3 separate regions of the Mus musculus genome follow, and all the other regions are linked to region 3. A link is a loop called in an ENCODE intact Hi-C map of the cell type or tissue named here. Cell type or tissue: heart. All regions are shown on one strand.

Region 1 (8,000 bases), 150 kb before region 3:
AACCAATCGTCCTCCCTAAAGAAAGTTATTTTTCTTTTATTGGGAGCCCCTAACCTATTGGAAGGCTACAAGAAAAGAACTACAAGTAATGCAGGGCATTATTTTCACATTAAGATTAATAATGCTTTCAGATTAGGCACCATTTTAGAGAAAAAGTTTTCTACTCTGAATAGCAATAATGAGAATCCAAGTGATCATTGCAGTGGAATATATTATTTTAAAAATGTGTTAGCTGGGTAAGTGGTTGGGAATTTAAAAGAAATACATAGGTCAACAATTCATATTCTCAGCTTAATTTTCCAAGATTCTGAACATATTATTTCTATTTTCTGCTAGTATAAAAGAATACCAGACTGGGCAGTGGTGGCCCATGCCTTTAATCCCAGTGCTCTGGAAGCAGCTGGAGGCTAGCCTGGGCACCCAAGCAAGTTCCGGTCCAGCTGACGCTACATAGTGAGACCTTGCCCCAAACAAAACAAGCCTCCAAAACACGGAACGGGTGTGTGTCCTGAGCAGACATCCATCAGGCTCAGGATTCTATAGCTGGCTCACCCAAAAGTGCCATCACGAGGTGAAGAACCCCATGTTGTTTTATCCCAAGATGCAAGTAAGAAGAGGCTCAGACTCGTGCATAACGACGCACTCTCTCAGTAGCGCATCCTCAATAATGACATCACTCAGCCGTCCATCCACTCCTGAGGGTTTATCCTTTTTTTTTTTTTTTTCGTTTTTGTTTTTTCCAGACAGGTAGCCCTGGCTGTCCTGGAACTCACTTTGTAGACCAGGCTGGCCTCGAACTCAGAAATCCGCCTGCCTCTGCCTCCGGAGTGCTGGGATTAAAGGCGTGCGCCACCACGCCCCGGCGGGGGTTTATCCTTTAGGACCTAATCCTCTGTCAGGCTATGCTTCTCAACTGAGCTCTGTTAAGTCACACTGGTCAATCAATCCTAGGTTGCCCACATTTAATTAAGTTCGTTTGATCTTTACAGCATGCCATGATGCACTGTCATATCTGTTTTGAGGTTGAAAAAGCACTACCATCACCCTCTTCTTACTCCTGAAACAGCGGTGGAATGGTTTGCCCAAAGTCCAAAGGGGGAAGATATGCATTAACCCTGGGCCCGACTCCAAAGTTTGTTTTTATAATCTCTACGCTAAAGATAGAACAGATAGGCAAAATATTTGCCTTGTGTGCATGAACAGAGCCATTCTTTCAAAGAAAACATTAACATCTACATTTCAACAAAAAAGCTTCACCTATTTTAAAATTTGATTTTACAGAAAGCCTTTTAAAAAGACATAAGTATTTAACCAAACACTCAACAACTTTTATAGTTTAACCCTAAACATACTGGACAATGGGAATAAGATCTGTATCACCATAGGAGTTAATTAAAGGGATGCTACTCAAAGCACACCCTTACATGCATCTGGAGACGCATCTCAGCGGTGTAGCAGACGCCTAGTGTATATACAGCATCCAGGATTTGATCCCTAGAATTAAGTAGAAAAGTTAATTTTAAGGGTGAGGAAGATGGCTCAGTCAGTAGAGTGCTTGCTGCACTGATGTGAGGACCTGAGTTTGGGTGCCATGTACAAAGCCAGCTATGATGGTGCCTAATCACAGCGCTGGGAAGGCAGACAGGGGAGGACCCTGGAGCTCACAGGACAGCCAAGATGCCAACAGCCAGGTCTAAGATCAGCAAGAGACTCCATCTCAGAAAATAAGCCGGACAACGTCTGGGGAAGAAAACTACTTCTGATCTCCACCCTGTATGCATGCTTACATGTGTGTGCATGTACACACACACACACACACACACACACACACACACACACACTCACTCACAAGCCCATACCTAACTTCCTCTTAATCAAATGAAGATCATCCTCATTTCTTGTCCATAAATGTTGGTGGGCTCTCGATCTCTCTTCCCCCCTCCCCCGCCCCACGTTCTTTATAGTGGTAAGACAAATTTATCCTGGAAACACTAAAATGGTTTCCATCTGTTTTTTTTTTTTTCCCTAACGTCAAAATGTGGTGATAGTTAGGTATTTATCTTTTAATCGAGAATGATGTCATTCCCTTAGTGTTTATTGACATAAAATTTCCTTTTGTCCAAGAGCATTTCTTCAGTATTATGAATATGGCTTTAATTAGCAGATACACTGATCACTTGTTTTTTTGTCACAGAGAAGATGTGTGCTTTATTGTGTGTATTGCTTTGTAAGCAGATCATAGTGGAACATATAAATGACTGCTGCAATATGTTGGGCTCTATGAACTGTATTTTCTTGTCCATTTCCCAAAGCCATGGAGAATCGCTGTTAAGAAAGTCCTGTGAGAATAATAGGTTTCACAGTATAAAAGAATTTGGGTTCACAACCTATTTTAAGGACAAGGCCATATTGCAGCATGGATAGTACAAATAACTTTTCTTACATTTATTCATGAGGCTAAATCTTCTGAGTATCGTTCTAAAATATAAAGAGTTCTTTGAATTTACGGAACTCACTCATTCATCTCAGTTCCTCTATTTGTTCATAGATTTGTGGCAAATTTTCTGGAACCATATGATTCAAAGGGTAGATTAATGTAAAATATGAAGCATGCCATGCAGACAGAAATCCTTTAAACAGTTGTGTGGGTCTACTTTCACGTGGTATCAGATAAAACCTAAACTACAGTGGTGGTGTGGCTCTCTAGTTCAAAATTTTAACTCTACTCCACAACCATTGAATCGTGTAATTCTTAGTTCCCCATTCACAGAACGGGTTTTTAAAAACGCAGCTTCTGTAGTTAAATGGACAAGCACCAGCAGTAGAGTGTGTTGGGTAGTTTAAAAATAACAAACAAAAATAATCCATAGATCTAAAATGATCAAGAGAAACGCATATTATCTGTACATAGCATCTATCTGCCAATTTGTGAGAGCCCTCGCTCATCCATAAACACTGGTCAAAAAAAAAAAAAAAAATCAATCTGCTGACGTGGGAAAAAGTGTAGAAAACTGCCCAGAAAAAGCTAAAGGAAGCACAGTGGGCTCTCCAGATCGTCCGAATACTTATTTGGCTTCTGCAGCGTCCAGCTTGCAGGAAGCCGCAGCCCCCAGCCCTCTGCCACCGCCCGGGTCCGCTCTGCCGCCCGGGCTCCCGAGTGGGCCAAGGTCACCCTCGCCGCGGACCTCGCGCATCCCGTCAGCTGAGCGCAGGAGTCCGGCGGCGTCTCCTCCTGAACTTTGCACCCCGCGTGACGGGCGAGCGCGGGTAGCCGAGCGGTCCCGCCATCCGCGCGGGTCCCGGCCGACCCCGCCGTCCCCTCGCGCCGCCCGCCCGCCCGCCCGCCGCCCGGCGCTTCGCGGGAGGAGCCGCCGTGACGCGTCAGGGAGGAAACGCCGGCGCCCGGCCGCGCCGCCGGGAAGAAGAAACTGCCAGCGCTCTGGGCTCCGCGCCCGGGCGCCCGGACGCCGCACAGCCGGGTAGGTGCGGGGCGGGTGCGCCGGTCTGCGTGCCGGGGTCCCGGCCGGGCTCTCTCGGGCGCCGGGGTCCCGCCGCGGCCCGGCGCGGTCTTTGTGTGCTCCGGGAGAGCTCAGCGCCGTGGCGTGGGGCTCCCTCGCGCGGGGGAGCGCGGGCGGCTCGCCCGGCCCCCCGAGCGGGGCAGCGGGTGGCGAGGACCCGGGAGCCCACCTGACGCGGGATGGGGTTCTGCGCGGACCCGCCGGGGCGACGGTGTGAAGTGGTCGGCAGGGCTAGATCGCGTCGCCACTCTTTTTCAAGTTCTCAGACTCGAACCCTTCGGTCTGTTTTCGCTCGGTCGATTCTCACGGTTCAAGCACCGACGAATGCCGCCTTAAAGCGCGCTGAGGTTTTCGGTTCTAGGGCGCGCTTAGGGATGGTTCTTTGGACCGGTAGAAAAGAGAAGGGATTCGCCTCTTGAAACAAAGGTCTTTGACTTAATGTTGCACCGAATGCCTGGTTGAACTGCAGTTCTGCAGGCAGAGACTATGCTGGATGCACTTAGGATTCGAGAATAAACACAGAAGAAGAAAGAGAGAGAGAGAGAGGGGGAGAGAGAGAGAGAGAGAGAGAGAGAAAGAGAGAGGAAAACAAAACAACAAAACCCCAAAAACGCCTCTTGGGTAGAGTCTTGCCCTTCTCACTAGATTGTTTACCTAACAGGCCTGGAAAGTGCCTGCTTTATTTAGCAAACACAGCTCATACTATGAACTGCTCTGTTTCCTAAGTGCTTTATAAATATTACCTCAAATTCTTAACTCAAAATGATAAGTTATTTGTGGTTGTAGCCACGAAGAGGCCATGCATACTCTAGTTCCCCAATGTTATAGAAAGAGCTGGAAACATTAGAGGAAGTTTCAGACATATTTTAGGAATGGGTGTGCCTTCTGCCCCCTTAGGCTACCACTCCCTTAAGGCAAGTTCTTACCCTTCATTCCCCGTAGGATTCAGGCGTGGAGAGATGGGACCTGTTGCTGGCAGGTCTCAGGCCAGATCCCATGTAACTTCAGAAAGGTGGACTCTCTGATTCCAAGTCTGACAACTCAGACATCAGAAGTTCCCTTTCTTTACACTGCCACTGGACTGAACCTAGTTTTGTTTTTATAGGGAGCTTTGTTTTCAATATGTTTGACAATTTATATGACGTGGCTCAGATGGGAGCATCAGATTAAACTTGAACTGTGAAACAGAACCCTTTTTGTTTGTAGACATTACCATTAACAGTTTGGTAATTTTTTTTTTTGCGGTTGGTTGTTGCTGGCACTGAATTGGTTGATGAATCCTGTAAGGTGTCCATTTTGTGTCTTGCGGCTTATATATAGAGAGAGGATTTTCCCCCAAAATAAAATGATCTTTTTAAATGAGTGTTTTGGGCCTGGTGCCTAGATGGTAAAGACTGAGAATGGTCAATAAATAATAACAACTGTGGTGATTATAAATGTAATATCAAGATTTTTTTTTATCATACTCACTGCCTCTGTTGGTTCTTTTCCTTCTCATAAATTTCCATTTCCTGGGAGGTAACTAAATGAGTTGGTAAGCCTGATTAATAGGACTGTACGAAGCAAAGGGGCTCTCCCGCCCCAGTACAGCTTCTGTAGATACCGCAGACATGAGTGCTACTCGTGAATTAAATTCAACCTAACATCTAATAATTGTCTTCAGAGAGACCGTGTGAGGTCAGTACATCTCAAAACGCTCTCCCTTTTGTACAAGTAAAGACACCACGGTATCAAACTGTTGGCTTTGCTGTTTGCCTGTTTGCCAAGCTAATGGAGGGTGAGCCCAGGTGGAGAAGGCGCATAAATGGGCGGAGCCTGGCACGTGCAGGCCTGTAATAAATATTTGTGGAATGAATGGCTTCAGAAAGCTTGCTCTTTCAAAACATACATCCCAAAATACCATCGTAATTGATTTGTGCTGAAGAGAGGCCTAACCCAGTGCTTCTCTTATTTCAAACAGTACCTGATGCAGTATTCTCCTTATAAAAAGGACAAAGATACCCTATGGACTAAGGATTTATCATCTCTAGTTTTTGAAAAATAACTTAGTGGTTGTTTTTTCTTTCTTTTTTTCTTGTCAAACACCCTGCCTATTTTTTATTTTATTTTATTTTTGGTCTGGTTTTAAGGGGTGTTAAGTGGGACAAATGCTGTTTGTTCTTGTGCTGAAAGCTTTCTTACATATGTCTCTAAGCACTTGGGTTTATGAGGGAGTTCAAATACAATGATCAAAGGGATTTCTCAGTGTTCTTCTGAAGTGTCTGACATGGCGGTGTGTTTTCTGAAGCTAATTACTTAAGTTTATACTTCTAAAAAAGCAAAAAAAAGTATCTTCATTTATTTATATCCTTTAAGTGTGGGCCTCTGCATCCTAAACTATGTGGCCCCAGATATATTACCTTTAAATAGGGAGGACAGTATGGCCACTACCTGGGAGAGGACTTGAGAAGGGCCACTGGGTGAAAGACAGCATGGCAGTTCCCCCAGGGACTTTAGGTAGCTAGAACATCGTAATGAAGCCCATCTGAGTCAGCTGCCTGTCAGCCCTCTGCGTGGAGGTGGAATAAGTGCTTTTCAAACCTGCCTTGTAGAAACTACCATTACCCTTTCAATCTTCACGTGTTCTTTCTTTTAAAACTTAATGTAAATTATGGACTAAACTGCTGATTCATGAGAGTCAAATTATGTAACGTGTTATTCCTGATAGAAATGGCTCCCACACTCTTTTAAGTGAAGATGTGTCTCTGTTTTTCTTTACCTGCTCCATTCCTGTTGAAGGAAGCTTTGATCTTGATTCACCCCCCCACCCCGCCCCTCATTTCATGGAGAAAAGTGATAAATCTAAGAGGGGCTGAGATGCCCGGTCTTTTAGTTCACATCAATATTTAATTTAACAGGATCGCTGAGTTAATTACTGTTGCCAAGAAGATGTGGGCCAGCCCAGAGTGTCAGGCTGCATGAGACCAAGGCCAAGGGCTTCAGAGAGAATTAGGGCAGTGTGCAGCAAGCCTTGCTTTCTTCTAGTTTTTCAGACTCATCCCTTACAAGGGTCTTGTAAGTGTGTCTATGTCTATCTCTGGGTATCCACTGTTCTACTTAAAACCAAACTGTATGTAGCTCCACTGGTAGAGTGTTTCCCCACTGTTCTGGATGCCCCGGGCATGATCTCCATTGTCATTAATCAAACAGAACAATAGAAGTCTACCCGGGCATGGCGTCCCATTCCTATAAACTAGGGTAGGAGACTCAGTCGTTTGCATCCCTAGGTTGATGGAGCCTGGATTACATAGCAAGGTCATGTCTCAAAACCAAACAGAATAAACCCAATGATGTTTGCTCGTGTAAGGTTATGGGTGAGGCAGTTGTCTCTTGGCTAGGGACTGATCTTTTCTAAGGTGTATGGGTGAAATAAGAGATGTTAGTCAGACTCTGAGAGATTCCTTTGTAGGGAGACTCGGTTTCTACCATGGAGACAGACATAGGAAAAACCTAAGGGGACTGACACCTGGGAAGGGCTAGAAATATCTACCCGTGTGGTAAGTTTCCATGTGCAGAGAGTTCCTGTAAGCTCACATGGGCTGATGTGTCCTTACCAGCAGTTTGTTCTTTCTTTCTTTTTCTTTTTTTATATTTTGATTTTTATTATTCAGACCATATATTGAAGTATCACTTTTTAAAACGTTTATAAAAAGGCTTAGTTGTAAACTGTCATAATAGATTTACAATATATATGTACATATGTATATATGTATATATATATATATATATATATATATATATATATATATATATATATAAAAGAACAAATTGAATATTAGAAATTATAGGAGTCGCTCCATTAAACTGCAGGAGTCTTCTTTAATAGCCTTCAATGTAGCTTACTGGCAATCTTAAGAAATTGAAGAAGCTCATTCATGTTGTGGAAGCCCTAAAGGGAAAAACTGAGGAAACTCATTGGTAATTTTCACAGCTTCATTGTAAAGTTCAAGATCAAAGCGATTACTTAAACAGGGTATAAGATGCGCACAGAGCACGGTCGCCTTGGCTGTGACTTTTCCAACTACTTCTACAATCCCAGAGATTTCCTCGTCAAGTGGCTCCATCAATTCAATGGTTCCATTTTTTCCTTCTCCATCTGAAAGAATAAACATTTTTCCAGTGGGATGAATCTTTTCTAGCTTCCCCACGAAGCACACGGACTGGTCGATATACTGTGGTAACATGCTGGTGTTGATGCGCGCTTTGGGGTGCCCCATTATGTCCTTCATGATTCTGTCGCCAACACTCGCAACCCACGGGAAAGCAGAAAATCAGTAGCTCTTTCTTTAGGCCACTGAGTGAGGGCTTTGCAGATAATTTAAAAGGTAGAGAACTGATTTAGTAGCTTGAAACATGAGAGCAAGGGTGACTCTGGATTGAATAGTGGCCTGGCTTTTGTTCCTTTCTAAGACTGTACTATTTGAGAATGTCTGCCATACTGAG
Region 2 (8,000 bases), 96 kb before region 3:
CCACACTTATACATCATTTCTACATTCTAGACTCTTAAAGACATAGTGACATGTTCAGAAAAATCACTTCTTCCTTATGCTACTGATAGATATCCAGTCATGTTCAAGTTTCTCCAACTGCCTCATATTTTTTCCCGTTTTTTAAAGTCTGATCAATGTCCAAGTAAAACCAGGTAATACAAGCAGTAGCTCTTTCTAATAATACAATCAGTGGCCTTTTAAAGTCTTTTATCCAGTTCACTGCCTTTCCTCATACCTTACCATTTCATAGTGAAGATACAAGGTCGTGTCACCTGGAGGATTTCCCACCAACTTGTTCTGCTCATGTCCCTATGTCTTTTAGCTTTCACTTGTGACGCTATAAAATGGAAGATAAATCTAGAGATTCAATGAGATTTAGATTTAAATTTTTTGAAAGAGTATCTATAACTAATGTTTTATCTGATTAGGAAGCAAAGATGTTTTCAGTTAGCAGTCATTGGTGATTTCTGTAACAGTAGTTCACAAATTAATTTATTAGAAAAGGTTTTCGTTTGTTTGTGTGTTTTGTTGGGTGTTTTTTTGTTTGGGGTTTGGGTTTGTTTTGTTTTGTTTCCTTTTTGGGTGCCTGTGGTTGGGCTCAGGGCCTCAGGTTTGCTAAGAGAGGGGAGCTAACCATTGACTTCTACCCAGCCTGCCTCTCTCTCTCCTTTATCCACTAGCTTCATTTCCTTTAGGAAGACAGATTTTCTGTTGTTGACACTTCCTTCATGTGGCTACTGTGGGGTGAAGGCAGAGTAGAGTCTGGATTCTACTCTTCATAACCAATTTTCAAGATATTTAGTTCTGTAGTACCATCCAAAATTAATTTCTTAGTTATTTTCTGAATTTCTTAGCATCTTTATAAACTTCTGCATATACTAATTTGTTTGTCAGAGACAGGCTCTTCTTATGTAGCCTTGGAGCCATTCTTAACTACCAACCTTACTTTTTTCATTGCCAAGAGCTTTGAGACCCATTCCAGGTTCCTTAGCTAAAATGCCTGGTTGCAAAACATCAAGGTACTTTTATGTTTTCTTATCCTGTAGGACAAACAGTTTTCAGTGTGCTAACACTTCGCTAATGTTGTGATTACTTAAATAGAACTTAATAAATGCACATTCTTTTCTTTTATTTTTGACAGTCTTACTCTCTTGCCCTGGCTGCAGCTCATTATGTAGATCAGTCTGCTCTTCACCTCATGACAATCCTCCTGCCTCTGCCTCCTGAGTTGCAGAGATTACTGGCATTGATTACCATACACAGCCTATTTTTAAGCCACTTAAAATAATCCCTTTGCTAAGTATGTCAAAACATGTTCCAAGAATGGATTCCTGTGAGGAAAATTCTGAGTGCTTATGAGAAAACTCCAAGAAAACAAGCCACGAGTCTCATGACCTCAGTTTCTTCTGAAACTTCACAGAACTATGCTTAGAATACACTGTCGTGCCTCTCCAAGGTGTGGCTGATAGGAGAGTTTACTCCACATCATACATCACAACTGACTATAGCAGGGTCTCTCAACCATCCTATACAGCGACCCTTTAATACAGTTCTTCATGTTGTTAGTAAGCCCCAATCAAAAACTATTTTCATTACTACTTCATGACTGTAATTTTGCTACTTTTGTGAATGGTAAGGTAAATAAATACCTGTGACTTCTAATGGTCTAAGGTGACTCTGAGAAAAGGTTGTTGGACCCTAAAGGGGTCACAGTCCATAGGTTGAGAACCACGGTTACTGCTTTTGCCACATACGACGTGTCCTTGAAGTTGCCCACTTTACTCACATGACTCCTCTTTTTGTTTGTTTGTTTGTTTCTCTATATAGCCCTGGCTGTCCTGGAACTCACCACTCTGTAGACCAGGCTGGCCTCGAACTCAGAAATCTGCCTGCCTCTGCCTCCCGAGTGCTGGGATTAATGGTGTGCGCCACCACGCCCCTCTACATGACTCCTCTTAACCCTCAGAATATAAACTGTTGGATGCTCTGAATAAAGATGACTACTGCATCTCACTCACCCTCACCATTCTCCCAGGTCCCAACACCTCTATAACAGTAAACAAAGTCCATCTTTAAGATTTTTTTTTTAAAGATTTATTTATTATATGTAAGTACGCTGTAGCTGTCTTCAGACACTCCAGAAGAAGGAGTCAGATCTCGTTACAGATGGTTGTGAGCCACCATGTGGTTGCTGGGATTTGAACTCCGGACCTTCGGAAGAGCAGTCGGATGCTCTTACCCACTGAGCCATCTCACCAGCCCCATCTTTAAGATTTTTGAAATGAAATCATCCTTAATCCTTTCTTCTTTTAGTTCACAGTGTATTTTCCAGATATTGAAATAGTAAATTTATATATTCCTTCCAGTTTTGTACCTTTTGTACTTGTTTGTCATGTGTGAGCAGGTTCCCTAGGAGGCCAGAAGATGGCGTGAGATCTCCTAGGACTAGAGGTCCTGGGGGTTGTGAGCCAGCAACTGAGGGTGCTGGAACTGAACTCAGATCCTCTGGAAGAGCAGCGAGTGCTCTTTAACTACTGAGCCATATCTCCAGCTCCTGTAAAACCTTTAAGCATAAAATTATAGGCTGGAAAATGGCTTAGATTAAGGCACTTGCTGTCAAGCCAATGACCTGAGTTTGATCCCCAGAAGCTGCTTGGTCCCGTTCTGATTTTAAGCCTCACTTATTTTATGAACACTGATGGGCCAGCCCTTCTAGTTTTCCAGAGTAGACAAACTCTGGAAGGGCATTTAGAGATTAGGAGGCCACCTTCATTTGACTCATATGCAAATTGAGGATGTTATATTTTGTGACTTCCCTGTGGGACAGGGCGAGCAGACTAACCTCTGGGCATTCATTTCTCAAGTTCTTGCAGTAGAGGTCATTGTGCACCTGTTTTCCCTCTGTCTCTGTCTCTCTCTCTGTCTCTGTCTTTCTCTCTCTCTCTCTCTTTGGTAAAGTGAGCCTTGTGTTTCCCTGCCTTTATTCACTTGCTGTCCATCAAATGCAGATAGATGTTTTCATAGTTAAAAGAAACCAAAAAAACCCTCAAGTACTCTTGCTTCCTTTTATCCACACACCTAATCACAAACCATGAAGCAACACTGTGGACATTCCTGCGGCCATAAAAAGAAAATTACATTTGGGAGGGAGCACCTGGCTCTCATTTGATGATAGAAAGCTCATCTTGCTTGTATGAGGGTCTAGGTTCTGTCCCCAGGAGTGAAAAGTGTCCCCAGGAGTGAAAAGGACTTACAGATCTTACTGGGCTGTTCTTTCTCCATAAAGACACTGGCTTGGCCGGGCATGGTAGCTCATGCCTTTAATTCCAGCACTTGGGAGGCACAGGCAGGAGGATTTCTGAGTTCGAGGCCAGCCTGGTCTACAGAGTGAGTTCCAGGACAGCCAGGGCTACACAGAGAAACCCTGTCTCAAAAAAACAAAACAAAACAACAACAACAACAACAACAACAACAACAAGAAGACACTGGCTTTATGGACAGACAGAATGGAAGAAAGGGAGTCACAGAGAAGGGGGGTTCCTTATTTGTGGGTTTGCTTTCCTCCTGTGGTGGGGAGAGGGAAACCAGACAATAGGAAAGTAACCACTTGGTTAACGACAGATTACTTAAGGTTGTTTTTAAAAATAACAGCTAAAGATTTAAATGAATTATTGGGCTATTCATGATATTTCTGTATTTTTCATTCTCCCGTCCAAAAAAGTGATATAATTTTACCCCATGGGACTTCAGTGAGTACAGTCTGGTTTTTAGTCCAGACTGCTGTTGCCTGGTACAGGACCTTTGTCCAAGAAAGGTCTCTGATAGGTTTTATTTAACTCTGCCAAACACTGCCTGGGTTTGACAGCTCTGCTCTCCTAAAATGCGGCTAACAGTGGGGGAATGGTTATAATTTAAGCTGGGGGTGAGAATTCTTACCTGTGGTCAGTGCCCATAATTCCATCCTGCCCTCCCTTCATCACTCCCGCCTTTACTTTCTCTCCCTAACCTTACCCTTGCTCTCCAGAGTCTCAAGTAGCCCAGTGTGACAATATTGAACTGGCAATATTGCAGAGGATGACGTGGATCTGATCCCATTGTCTGCCCCTCTAGTGCCCACTTTATCTATCCACCAACATCTATCTATGAATCTGTCTGTCTATTGGCAGAGTCACATGTCATCCAGTTTGGCTTTACAGTGTAGCCAGGCCTGCCTTGGTCTCTCAAGTGCTGATTGGAGAGTAAGGGCACCATGTGCCCTTCTTACCATTTTAAAAAGGGATGGGGAGTGCCTGAGATGGAGGTTAGTACCGGAATTATGTTCTTTGCCTCTCTGAATAGTATTCCCAGAGACTCTTTGCACGTGGAACACTGAATTCGTGTATGACTCCTACCCTGCTGAAGTAGCGGAATGTGCCTTGTCAAAGCTCTCCTTAGCTGGATCTGGGAGAGAGTGCTGGTGTTTGCCATCCCAAGCCTTTTTCTTCACTTTCTTCTTTTCCCCTCTCCCTGTGTCCTCCCCCCCCCCCCTTCCCAGGTTCAACCCCCACTCAGGCTTTATTTACATAGGACCTCCCTGGATGCGGTCTGCGGAAACCTTTGTCAGGCGCCAGGTGACTGGCGCGGGGAGGGTGGGGGTGGGGGGTGGGGAGGCGGCCACGGATGTGGGCGGGACGCCGATGCGGGCGGGGCGCCCTCAGGCAGGCGCCCTAGGGGCAGGTGGGTGGAGAAGCCCGCTGAGATCGGGTGGCGCCGGAGAGTGGCGCTTCCAGCTTGCCACGCGCAAGGGCAGGGTTCCGGAAGGTAAGCGCGCACGCCTCGAAGCGCGGTGGGAACCGGGTGGGTTCTCGCGGGTCTGGACGCAGACCACTCACCGGTCCCGCTGGAGCTGCGGCTCTGCCCACCGCACTAGCTCCGGAGGGAGGGGGCTTGAGTGGTTCCGCACGCGCACCCTTGGAAACCTCAGGTAGTGTGCAGTATTTAATGTTCCTTAAAATACATGGATGGTGCTTGGTTCTGGACGTAGACTTCGGTTGCCTGCCGGAACGGAAAGGTGCGACTAATACGGACTGTTAGGGCGCCAGGGTTCCAGGAGGGAGCATGACTTGGAGATTAGCGAGCGGCTTGTAAGTTGGAATGCTTGAGCTCTTGTGTACTTATTAACCGAAAAACTTGAGCAGTTGGCTCAGCTTGTTTGCGCCATGGATTTCACGCATGTAAAACGGTGGTGCCGGGATTGTTGTAAAGATTGGGTTAATCCTAGTGCTTGGCAACGAACGTTGGATATTTTCTCTGTTTTCTGATGAGCATGAATCTCTAAGGTTGTCATTTCTGGGAATCTCCTAGAGCTGTTGTCAGAAATGCTTGAGAGATTCCTTTGAGACAGTTTGTGAACTGAGTCCTAAAGGTTCTTTTCTCTAGTACTAAGGGTGCTCTGAGCTGATCATCACTTTATTCCACTTTATTCCAGTTCTTCCCTAAACGTTACAAGCATCTCGCTTTTTCTTCTGTTGGTGCTTGGGCTGGAAACACCTATCCACCCCCAGCACATGCTCTGCCCATGAATTACACCCGCGAACAAATAAATTTTAGTTTTGAAGACTAAAGGAAAAATAAAAGAAAATATTTTTTAGGGTGCGTGTAACCTTGTTTTGAGAGTTGGGGTAGATTTCTTTAAAAGCAATTCTTTTTTGGAAAACTTGTGCTGTTTGGGGTGAGTGCTTATTTTGTACTATACTTTTGCAAAAGTGCATCAACCACCTTTCAAAATAGGTAAGCAGATGTCATCTGAGCAGTAGCTTGCCACATAGAAATAGGTTCGAAGGAGACATGGAATCTGGATGTGGTCATAAGCCCATGCATGCTATTAACTTCTGCAGGCAGGAGCCAGAGGCAGGAGGATTGCTGAAAGTCCAAGGCCAGACTGGGCTTCATAGTTACTAGAATGCTAGACCTTGACTCAAAAATTGGCAGATAAATAAATAAAGAAATAAAATAAATCTGAAAAGCCAGTCCTGTTGGTCTTTACAGATGAGGATCTAAAGACCCAGAACCAAAACATGGCAGAGCTTAGAACTCAGCTCTGCTGATCAACAAAATTTAAAAGCAGAGGACTATGGGAGTTACTGTTTTTATTTTTGACAGTTGTTTTATGGTGCTGAGAGTTTCTTCACTCAGCAGCATCCTGCTTCGTAGTTTAATTGCATGATTCATAATCATTCTTCAGCACCTTTGATTTAAATCACAGTCTGGAAGCTGCTGCATCAATTATTGCTTTGAGAACAAGATGAGTGTCTTTAAGCTTTGTGCAAACATGTTCCAGCAGTGCTTTGCTTTTGTTTTTCAAATGCAGCTCTTTTCTCTGTGTGCAGAAGGTATGAACAACATAAATAAATCGACCGTGTACAGCTTCTTATCACTGAGTTCCTAGAGAAGTTTTCTTGATTGGGTAGGATACAGTCAGGCAGGGATACCGGGAACGCTGAAATGTGAATGGATAGGTTATGTGGCAATGCATCTGGTAACTTCAAAAGCCTTTCAGAGTACAATTATTTTGAGATACTGGTGTGTAAGTTGCTGACTTCCTGGCGCTGTGCATTGCTCATGCCCTCACCTCTGGATATTTGTTCAGATGTTTCCTTATTATTTAAACTTGCATACAACCCCATACTTCCTATAATATATACTTAGTTGGTGTAATTACTCATCTGCTTTCTGCCGCTAGAGGTTCCATGTGGCTAAGGGTGCTTCCTCCTGTGTTCCCTGTGGAATCCCTAGTGCCTAGAAACAGGGCTTGGCCCAAGAAGATGTTGGCTGTGTAGCTTTGCACAGATATTTGCAGTACAACTAATAATTAACCTAATTTACCAGCATTTTGCTTACTTGCCGGTTCCCTCTACTTTCAGCTCTTTCTCCTTGTTGCCCAGGAATAAAACCTTGAGATAGAGTTTAATTCCCCCATACTTTCCACTCAATAGACAAATAGCTAAGTTTTTCCCCCCAAACAAGCCACTCCATCCTTGTTAAGCCCTCTTCTTTTGTTTATTCCAATGCACCTACAGCCCTTGAGTTCCACACCGAAGGCTTTCATGTCTTCAGAGAAGCGAACATTCATCTTCCTGTGTGGTGATCTCAAACCCCTTTGCAGCCTGTGTCTCCCACAGATAAAAGCAGTGATCCCAACGTAGGCTTTCAAATATAAAATAAAGTAGGCTTCCAGTGGCTGTGTAAAACCCTTAGATTGTATCCGTTGCTTTGTGACAGTCCTGTTCTTACTAATGACTTGGCTGCTTTCTCCACTGTCAGCAGGCATTTTTGACAAACTGACCTACTAGCTATTGCACTTGTGCTGAAAATCTCTGCTACAGAATAAGAGTGCTTATCACGCACCGCCACCCCAGCCCTTCCGTGCCGCTGCACCCCAGATGATGGATGAGTTTAGTTGGAGTTGGCTTGCCTTTTCTCAGAGTTCTGGTACTACCTCTCTCAGATATTAGTCAGTCCCCCTTGCTTTGTGATTCAAGTCATCTGTTACTGTATCTAAACAGAAGGACATGAACTACACATACAGAAGTCCCATAGTCAAGTCTTTACATTTATCCAGTTACTTTAAGAGAAACACAAGGCCCATGTGTCTGGTTTTTAAGTGAATGTGAACTCAAGTTCTAGTGGACCTTTCAGATCATTAAAGAGTCACAGCTTGTTTTGAAAGTAGGAACTTAGAAAGATGGTAGGGAAATTGAGTAGGAAGTAAAAAGATAGAGAAGAAAACATTGAGTCTGGGTTTTTAAGGGACTAGGTGTAGATACAGCAGTATACGTGATGCGTAACAGACAGGCAGATGTTTATAGAAATATGTAATAGCCTCACACAGGAAGGTGTCAGCGCAAGAAAGTGCATAGAGCAGCCTCTGCAGCTTTGGGTTTTCGTGTGGAGTATTAGTCCTAAACTGTCTTTTGTTTTATATCCCCAGGCACACGGAG
Region 3 (8,000 bases):
CAGGGAGGGATGGTTTTCTCAAATGTAAATACTAAAGTATTTATGATACACAATAAACTAATGATAGTATACAGTCAACACTGATGGCACAGGCTTGTAGTGGAGGGCAGCCTGGTCCTGAGTGTGGGGAGAACGATCAGAGGTGAGGATTCCGTAATACAGAACATGTATAGAGGAATGGGCCTGAGAGAGGGCTCTAGAACCTGGTTGGGGAACACATACTAAAGACCATTTTATATTTTAAAATGTTTAAATCAGCTACATGTGATAATCAGTGCTCAGAGGTAGACACAAGCCAGCCAAGACTACTCAAAATAAAACTATGATGAAACTCAATATTCAGTAGTTAACTTTTAAATCCTCATTTTGTTGAAACATACCTCCATTTTTAAAGTCTCATTTACACTATTTTGTTCTTCATTTAGGGGCCACTCCATTTTGTGTTGCTCCCAATGCATTATTTCCATTTGAGCTGTATAATGAAGAATATTTAGAGCAAAGAGATCTCTACCTGACTCAGTGCCAACAGCAGCTCCAACAGTTTATTGCCACATGTGGACCTGGGACAACTGTCTTTTCTAGTGATGAATAAGCAATTTAAGAATTACCTTTCGGGCCTAGCAAACACAGAAGTGGATGTTCACAGTCAGCTATAGGATGGAACACAGGGCCCCCAATGGAGGAGCTAGAGAAAGTACCCAAGGAGCTGAAGGGGTCTGCAACCCTATAGGTGGAACAACAATATGAACTAACCAGTACCCCCAGGAGCTCGTGTCTCTGGCTGCATATGTAGCAGAAGATGGCCTAGTTGGCCATCAGTGGAAAGAGAGGCCCATTGGTCTTGTAAACTTTATATGCCTCAGTACAGGGGAACGCCAGGGCCAAGAAGTGGGAGGGGGGAAGGGGGAGAGGGCATGGGGGACTTTTGGGATAGCTTTGGAAATGTAAATGAAGAAAGTACCTAATAAAAAAAAAGGAAAAATTACCTTTCATGCCCCATAAGCCTTGGTAAATGTATGATTTCAGAGTAATGGTTCAGACTATGTATCATCTCAAGGTTATTTGTTAGAATGTCATTTAGAGTATGAAATGTGGCCCCTTCATAATTACAAATTTGCAACTAACCCAACATCTAAACCAAGAACAGAAATTATGTTACCAAGGAGCTTGACATCAAAAACTCCAGTATATATATCATGGACACACACACAGTAGAGAACATTGTAGTGTGAAAAAGGTTTTGTTCATTCCACCCATCAGGTAGCAACACTTTACCTACCAACATACCCAGCTTGAGCTCATTAATTACCAGTGATGAGTTCAAGTCAGTGCAACTTAATGACCCAAAGTGCCTATGTAAGGCTTTTCTTTATTTAACATGTGCATTATGGGCATATAGCTTTATAAAGCTAAATGTGGAGAGTTAAGGAAAGCTGTGAAAATCTTATATATGCCTTCTGCTGGATACAACCAAAGTGACACTAAAGACAACATTCCTGGGGTCAAGTCGTCTTCCTGCCAGGAGGTGGTAGGTACTACAGGGTCCCACAGCACCTTGTATTTTGGTACTTGATCTGAACAGCAAGTTAATGATATAGTACATACAAACAAGACTTGCCTTGTGCCTTTTCATATGATGTGGTTAAGTCTAGGTCTCTAGGGTAAAAACAAAACAATTCTTATCTAAACAGCCAACACACCTGGAAAGCCTAATGTTCGAAATTTCTATCCTGGGAATCAAATCCAGAGCTTTGTGCCTTGTTAAGCCAGTTAAACTTCCCCAGCCCTTACAAAGGCCCAAGTCATCAGAATGTTGAATTTTTAAGCTACTTACTAAACTTAGGGATTCTATTGGTTAAAGATTTAGCCAAGTCTTCACTCGAGGAAATCCAGTTTGAGAGTTTCAAGTGATCCTAGACAGATTGCCAATCACTTTCTTTCCTGCTGTGCATTACTGGCTACTTACTAGCCAGCCATCAGGATTGCATTGACAAAAAGTCCGCAGCTCATGAAAGACGAGTTTATTTTACTACGAGAATGACATTTTAAAGAAATTACTGCCCACAGCAATTAAGAATAACTGTTTATTTATATATAACTTATTAATATTAAATTAGATATTAATTTTCACCATTTGCTTCTGTTTATGGCTTCTTGACTTTGTTCATGGCCTTCATTTTACCTTCCAATATGTAAGCTGCACCTTCCCAAAAGGAAAAAAAAAAAGTCAGAAACCCCAAATCATTTTTCTTCCATCTCAAACTAGGCCCAGGTGTTCACCCTAATGATCTTCAAAACGAACTGGCCCCAGCCCCTCAGTGTTATCAAACAGTATTGAATCCAGATACATGACTGATTAAGCAAACTTACCCAAAACAATAAAGGGTTTTTAGACATCACAGCTCCCAAAGTTGGACATCCACTACAGCCACCTACATGCTGGGGAGAACAAACAGTAACCCATTTTAACAATGGCGTCACATGTTAGTCATTTGCATCATCTATATACTGCTGGCATCTCAGTCTTTTAAGATTCTCTCTTCAAAGAAACACTCAGCTGGGTAAACGGCAAAAACTTAAGTCATCATTGTGCCAGCTATTAAGGCCCTGTTAATCAAACCTCAAAGAAAAAAAAAAACCACACACACAATTTGTACCTTGTTATTGGCAAATGTAGTCCTGGCAGCTTGTTTCAATCACTCTCCATGACAAGTGTTTAGAAAATATTTGTTCAAGCACCTTCAAATGAGCAGGTTTTGTTGCACCTAAAAATTAAAATATTTGTGAACTCTCATTTTACTTCCATGTTTTAATACCTTGCATGAGTGTGCACTGGCTACTTTTATGTCACCTTGACACAAGCTAATCACTGGTGTAGGAAGCTACAATTGTAAAAATGCATCCTTAAGATAGGGCTGTGGACAAGCACGCCTGTAAGGCATTTTCATAATCAGTGACTGGGGTAAGGGGGCAGCCACCTCCCCTGGGCTGGAGGCCCTGTGTTCTCTAAGAACCAAAGCGTAAGCTAATAGCATCCTCCATGGCTTCGGCATCCGCTAACTCCAGGTTCCTGTGGTGCTTCAGTTCCTGTCCCATCATCCGTCCATCACAGACAGAAAAACATTTTACTCACGCCCTTCACTGCCAGTACTAACTTAAAGGACTGAGTACCAAGCCTTGGCTTCTCAGTCTTGGTGCTTGCACGGAAAAGCTTGAGGCATATATGCAATTGTGCAGACCATCACTGGGACATTAGAACAGGAAACGGCATGGCCAGAGTCACAAATCAGAGAATGAATGATTGAACCGATTACTGGTGATGACTTATCACCTGCAAACCGATGAGAAATCCTTAATCATTTTCATATTTGAAACGCTGAGTTTACAGAAATCCAGAGTACCCAATTTGGCTTACAGATACCAACAGTAAAGTATAACATGCAGGCCTGAAATGTAGTGTTCTTTTGTATCCACACGCTTCAGAACTTACCACCACCTTCTTTTGCCAGCATCCCCACCCTGCGTGGCTTTCAAATAGTTTGAAAATTTTGCTCCAACTTTAGATCGTACTTACAGGGTTGATCCATGAATACAAGCTTTTTAGAGTGATGCCAATACTTCAGATCAAACTATTAATCTTTAAAAAAAAAAAAAGCCAAAAAAAAAAAAAAGCCTAAAATTGGCGGTCTTAACATCTTAGAAGCAGTACTTTTCCGCCTCTGTAAAATTTCCTATGGATTACTCACTTAGGAAGCCTGAAACAGACCGCATGGTGGCTTTTCTTGGGGATACAAAGGGGCTCCCGCCAGGGTGCAGGCCCAGATGAAAGCTGCCGCCAGAAGCGGCCGCTTGTGCCCGCACTTCGAAGCGTCCAGAGGAGCAGGCCTTATAACTAATCTCGGTTAAGATTTGGAGACCATTGGGAACGCGCCCCGCCGCTCACAGCGGGCCAAGGGCCACACCGAACCCGGGAGCCATGGGGCCCCCGTACCCGGCTAGAGACGGACGCCGCCAACAAGGAAGCCCTCTCCGCACACACGGGGTTAAGCAGACCGCAGGATTCGCACCTGGAAACGCCCAAGGACACGCCGGGTTCGGCCGCCCGCGGCCTCCGCTGTGCGCCATGCTGCACCGTCTGCTCGCGCTCTACGGCGCTGCCGAGAAAGGAAGTGGCCCAGCGTGCGCGACCCTAAGGCGCTCCTGTAGGCCCCGCCTCTTCCGGCCAGCCCTCTTCTGCGTGCTCGCCTTCACCCCCTCCTCTTCCGGCTCTGTGTTTCTAGTGGGGCGGAGGGAGCAGGTTGTGGGAATTAGTGCGAATACTTCCGCTAGAGCTTTTTAATTGATTTTTCAAGTAATGAATAATGCCTTAAAATAGGACAGTCTCCCAGTCCAGGTCCTTATGTTTGCTGGGTCTTCTACATCCTCACCTACTTCAGTGTTTAAAAACCGTTGGTATTAGAAACTATTTAATTTTTTTTTTCTAAGATGTATTTTATATGTATGGGTGTTTGGCCTGCACGCTAGCCATGTGTGCCTCGCCCGAGAACCTGGTACTGACAGAGTTCAGTAGAGAGTGTCAGATGCCCTGGAACTGGGGTTATATGTGACCCAACTTACAATATGAGTGCTGGGAATCTAACCCTGGGTCCTCTGGATGAACAGTCAGTGTTCTTAACTGCTAAGACATCCCCAGCCCACAGCAGCTCCATTAGAGTTAGTGTTCTGGAAGCAGCAAGCACACGGACACACTCACAGAAAGAGAGATAAAAATTGATTGTCAGAAAAAAAGGAGCGTGCAGGGCGTGGTGGCGCACACCTTTAATCCCAGCACTTATTCCCTTAAATCCCAGGCAGGCGGATTTCTGAGTTCGAGGCCAGCCTGGTCTACAGAGTGAGTTCCAGGTCAGCCAGGGCTACACAGAGAAACCCTGTCTCGAAAAAACCTAAAGAAGAAAGAAAAAAAAAAAAAGAAAGAAAGAAAGAAAAAAAGGAGAAGCTGTTAATGAGTTTGATTTGTAATAGTAATAGAATTTTTCTTAGTCATGAAGTAGTCACCGGGCTGGAGAGACAGCTCAGCTAGTTAAGAGCACTGACTGCTTTTCCAGAGGTCCTGAGTTCAAATCCCTGTAACCACATGGTGGCTCCCAACCATCTGTAATGAGATCCAATGACCTCTTCTGGTGTGTCTGAAGAAAGCTAAAGTGTACTCACATACATAAAAATAAATAAATATATCTTTAAAAAAAAAAGAAAGTAGTCACCTAATGTGTTAGAGTTACTATTGTTGAACTTAATGGTCATGATGAAACACCACAACCAAAAGCAAATTGGGGAGGGAAAGGGCTCATTTGATTTAGCATTCTAAGCCACTATTCATCACTGAAGGAAGTCAAAATAGGAACTCAAGCAGTACAGAAACCAATGCAGAGGTCATGGAGGGGTGAAGCTTACTGGCTTATCTCATGCCTTCTCAGCTTGCGTCTCAGGATCCCTGGCCCAGGGGTATCCTCACCTACAAAGAGCTGGCTTCTCTCTCAGCCTCTGACTTTTTACTCTCCTTGGCCTCAAACTAACTCTGGCGATCTGTTCTCATCTTCTGGCTCCTTCTCATTCTTTGGCTCATCCTGTGCCTTCCTCATTAACCACTAATTAAGAAAATGCCCTATAGGTTTGCATACAGCCTAGTCTTATGTTAGCAGTTTCTCAATTGAGGGACCCTCCTCTATAGCATGTGTCAAACTGACATCAAACTACCCAGCAAAGTTACCTTGTTTGTGAATGTTATGACTGCATTGATTTTCTAGTTTTGATTTTTTTTAATTGGTAGTGTATTGTAGGATATTTGCTCACACAGTGAACTCTAAGATTATGTTATTTAGTTTAAAAAAGAACAAGTTTTTAATTGTGGTGTGGCTCTGCTCTTAGCATATACCTTTATTTCTTCTGGCCTTAATACAGACACGCCCTTAGTACACACCTTGAATCCCAACAAGGAAGATAAAATTAGTTTGTAGAAGGAAGTATCATGTTTAAAAGTGATGTCTAATTGAATGGCAGGCAAAGTGATAAATCAGAGAAAGATTTAATAGAATAGGATACAAGGAAAGCTACTTGAGGGGCAGGCAGAGAAAAGGCCATTTTACTAGGACAGTTATACAGAGACAGATTACAAAGAGAGAACAAGTTACAGAGAGAGAACAGGTGAAGAAAGAATAAGCCAGAGAAGGAGAAAGAGCCAGAAGATGAGAACAGATTTCCAGAGTTAGTTTGAGGCCAAGTGGAGTAAAAAGTCAGAAATTGAGAAGCCAGATTGAATCAGTCAGCTTGGAGAGGAGTCCGAGCCAGAGCACCTGGGCAGGCCTGCCAGCCAAAGTTCAGAAAGAATAGGAAGGGGTGAACTTATTCAGCAGTAAGTTTCAGAGACTGACAACATTAAAAGCCTAGATTAGATTGCACGAAGGCTAGAAGCTACAGGACTAGGCCTAGATTAGAAGCCAAAGGCAGAAAGCCTCAGAGATAACAATGATTTCAGGTAAATAAAAGTCATGTTTACAGGGGCACATTATGTGTGTGCTCACATGGCGGCCAGAGAAGAGCTCCATGGACTTGTTCGGTCTTTCCACCTTATATGTGTTCTTAAGCTGGAGCTCAGGTTGGCAGGCTTGTACAGCAAACACCCTTATTGGTCAAGGCATCTCAATGGCCTGGACTTTCATATTTTATCCATGTTATTTATCTCAGTCTCTATTCTTGAGTCCTGGCTACAAAACATTAGGCTAGATGCTAGAAAAAGAAATGTTTATGATCTTGCCTGAAATATATACATGAAAAAGTAAAATCAAATTCTTTTTAAGATTTATTTATTTATTTTATGTATATAAGTACACTGTCGCTGTACAGTTGTAAGCCTTCATGTGGTTGTTGGGAATTGAATTTTTTAGGATCTCTGCTTGCTCCAGTCAACTCTGCTCACTCAGTCCCTGCTTGCTCTGTCCCAAAGGCTTATTTATTATTATACATAAGTACACTGTATCTGTCTTCAAACACGCCAGAAGAGGGTGTCAGATCTCATTACAGGTGGTTGTGAGCCACCATGTGGTTGCTGGGATTTGAACTCAGGACCTTAGGAAGAGCAATCACTGCTCTTATCCACTGAGCCATCTCGCCAGCCCATAAAAATCGAATTCTTAAGTTGGAAAAAAAAATCATCCCATCTCTCTCTCTCTTCTGAAAGAAGCTGGAGAGATGGCTCTGTGGGTAAAGGGCTTGCTGCTTATCTTTTGTCAACTTGACACAAACTAGAGCTTCCCTCAAAGTTGAGGGAACATCAACTGAGGAATCACCTCTATGGAATTGGCTGTAGGTATGTCTATGGAGAATTTTCCTGATTCATGATTGCCGTGGGAGGGCTCAGCCTGCTATGGGTGGTACCCACTCTGGGCATGTGGCCCTGGGTTGTATAAGAAAGCAAGCTGGGCAAGCTGTGCAGAGCAAGCCAGTAAGTGGCATTAATTTATGGCTTCTGCTTCGGCTCCATCCTTGAATTCCTGCCTTGAGTTCCTTCAATGATGAACTATGATGTAGAGTTGTAAAGCAAAGTAAACCCTTTTCACCCTAAATTGGTTTTGGTCATTGTTTTATACACAGCAACAGAGAAGGAAATTTGGACACCATAAAATCCCCGTGCACTGGGGATGTGGGCAAAGGAGGACCCCTGGACCTCAGTGGCTTCCCGGGGAAGGTTTACAAACAAGATTCCTGTGAGATTACAGCTGACTTTCGCAATAGTTATTGTCAGCCACACCTAGAGAGGAATGTTTGCTGAAATGATCCCAGGATAATCTGTCATGGTTGAGCAAACAATTCCAGTAAAGCAAGGCCATTGCAGTCTTCATTACTCTCCACTGTAGTGTCTGACCTTCATTATTGAAATAGTTTTATCTGCTGAGGTCAGACTCTGGCCTCTTTCTGCTTTCTGTGTCTTTACTCTGAGCTCTGAA

Evidence for each region. Peaks named below come from ENCODE experiments on the same cell type or tissue, not always from the same donor. Only the 100,000 strongest peaks of a DNase experiment are listed, where the experiment ranks them.
Region 1: it touches region 3 in a loop (4-fold over the local background); 9 of 42 quality-filtered maps call a loop at or near these places.
Region 2: a loop joins it to region 3, with 11 times the contacts of the local background. A loop is called at or near these places in 5 of 42 quality-filtered maps.

Annotation. Positions count from the first base shown.
Region 1 is chr1:9,794,768-9,802,767 of GRCm38, forward strand. It overlaps Sgk3 (serum/glucocorticoid regulated kinase 3), which reads left to right and starts at 3,363. Exons shown (of 18, transcript NM_133220.2): 1 at 3,363-3,479. It also overlaps the pseudogene Gm6195. In heart, a CTCF peak has its summit at 3,655; a DNase peak (open chromatin) is centred at 3,394; H3K4me3 peaks cover 2,195 bases; H3K27ac peaks cover 1,668 bases; H3K27me3 peaks cover 283 bases.
Region 2 is chr1:9,843,565-9,851,564 of GRCm38, forward strand. The region is part of intron 2 of Sgk3 (serum/glucocorticoid regulated kinase 3); the gene reads left to right. Among named protein-coding and RNA genes, the nearest start is that of Sgk3, 49 kb to the left of the region's middle. In heart, a CTCF peak has its summit at 4,740; a DNase peak (open chromatin) is centred at 4,767; H3K4me3 peaks cover 1,373 bases; H3K27ac peaks cover 918 bases; H3K27me3 peaks cover 422 bases.
Region 3 is chr1:9,939,953-9,947,952 of GRCm38, forward strand. Mcmdc2 (minichromosome maintenance domain containing 2) reads left to right here. Exons shown (of 15, transcript NM_177722.3): 15 at 426-1,002. The coding sequence ends at 592. It overlaps Snhg6 (small nucleolar RNA host gene 6), which reads right to left and starts at 4,166. Exons shown (of 4, transcript NR_024067.2): 1 at 4,068-4,166; 2 at 2,658-2,765; 3 at 2,371-2,439; 4 at 2,073-2,203. It overlaps Snord87 (small nucleolar RNA, C/D box 87), which reads right to left and starts at 2,591; the gene lies at 2,518-2,591. In heart, no CTCF peak of the experiment used is centred here; a DNase peak (open chromatin) is centred at 4,199; H3K4me3 peaks cover 2,501 bases; H3K27ac peaks cover 2,164 bases.